Regions from separate parts of the Homo sapiens genome. Here region 2 is linked to region 1. The links are chromatin loops, found by intact Hi-C in ENCODE. Cell type or tissue: CD4-positive, alpha-beta T cell. All regions are shown on one strand. Links, peaks and the distances in the headings refer to the core of each region. The heading gives the core; the rest is flanking DNA.

Region 1 (2,919 bases), core at 195-2,694:
GCCTCCCAAAGTGCTGGGATTAAAGGTGTGAGCCACCGCACCTGGCCTGTAGTGACTGGGTTTCACCATGTTGGCCAGGATAGTCTCGATCTCCTGACCTCGTGATCTGCCCACCTCGGCCTCCCAAAGTGCTGGGATTACAGGGGTGAGCCACTGCGCCTGGCCTAGCCCCCTGTCTTGATTATATGCTCAGGGTCCTGGGACCAGGGTCATCCCTGGGTTGAGGGTCCAGGGAGAGGGTCCTAGAGTAGAGGATGCGATGAGGCAGTGGTCCAAGGAGAGCAACTTAGAAAAGGAGAGTGAGAGGCCTGGAGATTACAAAGACCCACACCAAGAGTCTAACAGGAGCTGAGAGAGAGGAGGCCAGTCCCTCAGTTCGGGGTCCAGGACATGTGGGAAGGGGCTGCTTTGTACACACTGCAACCTTCATATTTCCTAGAAATGTACAAGAAACCCTCCATTTGTCTGAGCCAGGGCCCTTAGTGTCCTCGGGAGAGAACTTGACCTTGCAGTGCTACTCAGAGATCTGGTTGGGTACCTTCTGTCTGTCCAAGGACCGGTCACTTGTGCCTCCCCAAAACCATCGATTGAAAGACATGGCCTTACTCTCTCAGGCCAAGTTTACTCCAAGCCCTCTGACTTCAGCCCACAGGGGGACCTACTAGTGCTGTGGTCCACATAGTTCCTCCTTACCCCTATTGTCACACCCCAGTGACCCCTAAAGATTTTGGTCTCAGTACAGGAGCTCCAAGCACCACATCCGTTAAGATTCTAAACCTTAGCATGCATCCCTGTGCTAGGAGAGCCCCGGCCTGGGATAGAAGGAAGGAAAAACAGCAGGGACCAGTCATAGGGCAATCCCATCTCAGAAAGGGATGAAGAAATTCATGAAAGTGGGGGTCATTCTCACTCTCCATGCCTTACCCTACTCGGGGGTCACAGAAGGTGCTGGGTGAGTGGAATGAGAAGATTTGAAAAGGTAGGGGGCCAACCTTTGAGCAAAAGAGATGAAGCTGAGGAACAGAGCAAGAGGCACCACAACCCCACCTACTCCTTCTGTCCCTGCCCCAAACAGTCTGTGGGATCTGCAGCTCCTCACCCTCATGGACTCACTTCATGTTGGCTGAGCAACAAGGTCCTCACAGACTACAGGAGTCACAGTCTCCGGCAGCTCTGGGCTGAGTTTCTCAGCTTATTCTTCTGCCCTTGAAGTCTTTACAGAAGAGGTTGTTTCCAGAGAGCCTGGGAAGAAAGGTAGAGATGAAGGGAGGGAGCCTTATTTTCCAAGCAGCATTGAGGTATTTTGTTCCTGCTGGGTGGTCAGTATGAGGTGAAATGTGTAAAGAAAAAGATGAGCATAAGGATAGGAAAAATAGACACTGTGGATTACTAGAGGGTGGAAGAGGGTTAAAAACTACTTATTGGGTATTATGCTCACTAGTTGGGGGATGTGATCCGTACTCCAAACCTCAGCATCAAGCAATATTCCCATGTAAGAAATTTGTACTTGTACTCCCTGTGTCTGAAATAAAAGTTGGAAGGAAGGAAGAGAAAGAAAGAAAGAAAGAAAGAAAGAAGGGAAGAAGGAGAGAAAGAAAGAGAAAGAAAGAAAGAAAGAAAAGAAGAGGAGAGAGAGAAAAGAAAGAAAAAGAGAGAAAGAGAGAAAAGAAAGAAAGAAAGAAAGAAAGAAAGAAAGAAAGAAAGAAAGAAAGAAAGAAAGAAAGAAAGAAAGAAAACGAACAAGAGGTCCAGCTGAAGTGGAGAGAGGAGTGGACCCTATTCCTTGCCCCTGTCCATGGTGCTGATTCCTAGGGATTGCAAAGATGCCCCAGGCACCTGTGGAATCAGGTCCGCAATCAGAAGAGCAGACTAAAAGGTCCCTCTTATTCTGTAGGACAAGTGGGTGGGTAAGCTCTTATTGTGAAGGACAAGTGGGTGGGTAATTCACAGAAAGTCATAGCTTGAAGTGGAGATGGCTCAGCCACTCTAAGATAGACGCCTTTAGCAAACTCTATCTAAATCTGGGATAGTACTCTTCCATCCATCAAAGGCAGAATGCCATCCTTGTTTCCAAAAGGTATCTCAGTTCTAAACTTCTGTACCAGTAACTTCCTGGGAAAGAACGTATCAGAATTCACTTTTTCTGTGACTCCTGTCTACTCTGGACATATTTTGTCTCTACCATTAACTGTTTTCATCCTGTGGAGGTAGGAATAAAAGCAAGATAGCAGTTTTCTGATTAGATTTCCATAATCATCAGGTTGTCACCCTGGCAGGAGAAACCACAACACTGAGTACTTGAAAGATAACCTCTCCTGGGTTTGAAACTTCCTGTACAGTGGCGTGATCTCTGCTCACTGCAACCTCCGCCTCCCAGGCTCAAGCGATTCTCCTGCCTCAGCCTCTTGAGTAGCTGGGATTACAGGCATGCACCACCATTTCCGGCTAATTTTGTATTTTTAGTAGAGACGGGGTTTCACCATGTTGGTCAGGCTGGTCTTGAACTCCTGACCTCAAGTGATCCACCCACCTCGACCTCCCAAAGTGCTGGGATTACAGGTGTGAGCCACTGCACCCGGCCACATATCTCCTTATTCTAGTTATTCTCAGAGAGTATTCTGTATATGTATATTTCTCTCCATCCAATGATTTGAGATTGATGGTTTTATTGTAGATAGGTTTTTTTCTCATTTTATGTCTTTATTGATTTTTACTTAATTTATTGCACATCTGTGAATACAGATCTATGTTACTTCACAGCACTTATTAAATTTCCTCATAATCAAATAAGTCTTGTCCACACTAGGAAACTTTCTGCATATTTGTTGAATACTTCAATCAGCTGATCCTATATTGAATAATATTATTTTTCTGGATCTTCATATAATGACCACTTTGTCATTTTTTCATTTTTCCAAA
Region 2 (2,919 bases), core at 153-2,652, 210 kb before region 1:
CTCATAGCTACTGATGCTTCCGAATACACTGCTCTCTCATTTGAGGATGCTCTCTACTCTTTCCTTCCCCTCTTTTCCTCTCTGGATCAATTGTCTATATTTTTGGTACCATCTGAGGGGTTTTCATGGCCAAGGGGCTTTCCTTCACTCCTTAGGAAAAGATAAATTGGTATCTCTTTTGCGTTTCAGCAGCGCCTAAGCTTCTGGTAGCAGAGTCTTATCAGTGCATTGCAGATTTCTCTGTCAGAGTCTGTCAGGGGCAGGAGCTGAGTCTGACTCATTTCCACATCACCTGTTTCCTATACAGGATGTGGCACATCAGAGTCCCGAGTCCCAGGAGATGTTGCTGAGTAAATATTTGAAAAAAACAAATGCCGGCATCCGTCCAGGCTAAGTCTGTAAGCTTGAGATGGGGAGCCCAGAACTTTGGAAAGTAAATCAGGGAATATGTCAGATGTCCAAGGACCTTCAAGAAAATGTTAACAATGATTCATAAAAACAGGTATTATTACTGAGCAAAGTTTATCAGGCTCTGTGTAGCCACAAAACTATGATAATATTATCATCGTTTTTAGAGTAACATTATAGTAGTGATCACAATAGCCCACATTATTGAGTGAGTCTAACAACATGTTCAGAGTTTACTTTGCACGTCACATGCAGTAACTATGTGTTCTCCACCAAAACTCTATATAAGGTAGGTACTGGCATTGCCCTCATTTTATAAATGACAAAATTGAGTCAAGTGGGTAATTTTCCTAAATCTCATAGTTTTCAGAGACAAAGCAATGATCATATCCCAGCCTTCCTGGCTCCGGAGCCTTCCCTCCTAGCTAAACAGAGAGGCAGAATATAATAATCCCCGATCATCCGTCTTCCAAACATGCTTACAAAGCAGACAGCATTATTAGTGCCATTTTATGGAAAAGCAAAGTGAGTCTTAGACAGGTAATGTGACTCTCCCAAGCACATAAAGATAGCAAGGTCAGATTCAGGTTTTGAAAGCAGTTTGGTGTGATTTAAAGCCTGTTGTCGTTTGGCCATTACCCAATAGCTGGTATCTTGAAAGTCCGGGAAGAGATATTCTCAGCTAGATTGGAGAGAACCAACTCTTTCTGACACCCTGGATTATTCTAGTTGTCCTGATGAGTGTGGGAGCCCACATTCTGAGCTTTTTTTTAATGTATATACTTTAAGGTCTAGTGTACATGTGCACAATGTGCAGGTTTGTTACATATGTATACATGTGCCATGTTGGTGTGCTGCACCCATTAACTCGTCATTTACACTAGGTATATCTCCTAATGCTGTCCCTCCCCCTCCCCCACCCCCGACCCCACAACAGGCCATTCTACTTGCTTGCAGAATCCATGGAATGTAAGGGTTATTTTTTTTCCAAAAACATCGCCTTAACAACTGGCATCCTCTTTTTCCAATTTACCCTAATGCCTGAATATTGCCCTGAAAAAAAAGTTACTGATTAGATTTTTCCAGGAAGACTCTATTTCAGAGTCCCAAGATAGGGACTCAGCATATGCAAATGATCAACTAAGAGACGACAATGGAGAAAGCTGTGTGGCTTCCTGGACGCTGGCCATGGTGCTGAAACTACAGACAGGCGCCAGCATCCCAGTCAGTACTGTAAACAGTAACCGCAAGAACCACTCTCCTTGGACTGCATCCAGACAGGGGAAATAGGAATGGTGTCTAGATATAGGGCCAGATATATTGGGAACATTTGGAATAGGAGTCAGAATTTAGCAAGAGGTGGAGAAGCTCAAGGTGTAGATGATGTTCATATGAACTATGGAATCTTGACATCTGGATAAGGCCATTTTTTTTTCTACTGTACACCATCGTGGGCAGAGAGGAAGCAAAAAGGGAATCACTCTGGCCTTGCCTTGGTAATAGAAAATAGTGTTTTGTTTTGTTTTTTTTTTTTGAGATGGAGTCTCACTCTGTCACGCAGGCTGGAGTGCAATGGCATGATCTCGGCTCACTGCAACCTCCGCCTCCCTGGTTCAAGTGATTTTCCTGCCTCAGCCTCCTGAGTAGATGGGATTACAGGCTCACGCCACCATGCCCGGCTAATTTTTGTATTTTTAGTGAAGACAGAGTTTCACCATGTTAGTCAGGCTTGTCTCAAACTCCTAACCTTGTGATCCTCCCGCTTCAGCCTCCCAAAGTGCTGGGATTACAGGCATGAGCCACCGCGCCTGTCCGAAAATAGTGTCTTATTTCAATGCACTGTGTGTATAAATTATGAGCATGATAAGATTCTACTCATATTGGGACTTTGCTACTTGCTCTACAAATACTATATCATTACTTTTTATTGTAATAAAGTACGCAAACATAAAACTAACCATTAACTATGTAAAAGTGTACAAATCAGTGGAATTTGGTGCATTCATAATCTTCTTCAACCATCACCTCTATTTAGTTCCAAGTAATCTACAACACCTTAAAAAAAAAAAGGCCACACACTTCAGAGAAAACAGAGCCAATACTGTGTGTGTATGTGTGTGTGTGTGTGTGTGTGTGTGTCCCTCTCTCACTGGGAGAAGATATTCTCCGCTAGATTGGAAAAGACCAACTCTTTCTGAAACCCTGGATTACTCTAGTGGTTGTTTTGCTGAGAGTGGTTTGTGCAGACGTCGGTCGGCAGAACTTCTTGGACTTCAGAGTCTACACACACCCATTTAGGTCTTGGATGGTGGTGAATTCTCACCTAGGACCCTGATTCATCTCTCTTGTCAAGACACAGCACAAAACACGTAACTAAGGAAGGGTGGTCTCCTAGCCCCCATCCGTAATGAGTCTTCCCATCATCTCCTGTATAGTCAGGAAGTCTGCACCTCCCTCCCAAGCCACTGAGGAACTGGGGGCTTTCTGCATTTCCTTGTCTTTTTAGAGCTT

The links. Peaks named below come from ENCODE experiments on the same cell type or tissue, not always from the same donor. Only the 100,000 strongest peaks of a DNase experiment are listed, where the experiment ranks them.
Region 2: a loop joins it to region 1, with 2.8 times the contacts of the local background. A loop is called at or near these places in 1 of 110 quality-filtered maps.

Annotation. Positions count from the first base shown.
Region 1 is chr19:54,303,558-54,306,476 of GRCh38, reverse strand. No RefSeq gene overlaps it. Among named protein-coding and RNA genes, the nearest start is that of LILRA5, 8.1 kb to the left of the region's middle. RefSeq lists a silencer at 1,726-1,926. In CD4-positive, alpha-beta T cell, for the core only: no CTCF peak of the experiment used is centred there; no DNase peak of the experiment used is centred there.
Region 2 is chr19:54,516,377-54,519,295 of GRCh38, reverse strand. The region is part of intron 2 of LOC105372460 (a long non-coding RNA gene); the gene reads left to right. Among named protein-coding and RNA genes, the nearest start is that of LAIR2, 15 kb to the right of the region's middle. RefSeq lists a silencer at 1,684-1,884. In CD4-positive, alpha-beta T cell, for the core only: no CTCF peak of the experiment used is centred there; a DNase peak (open chromatin) is centred at 1,605.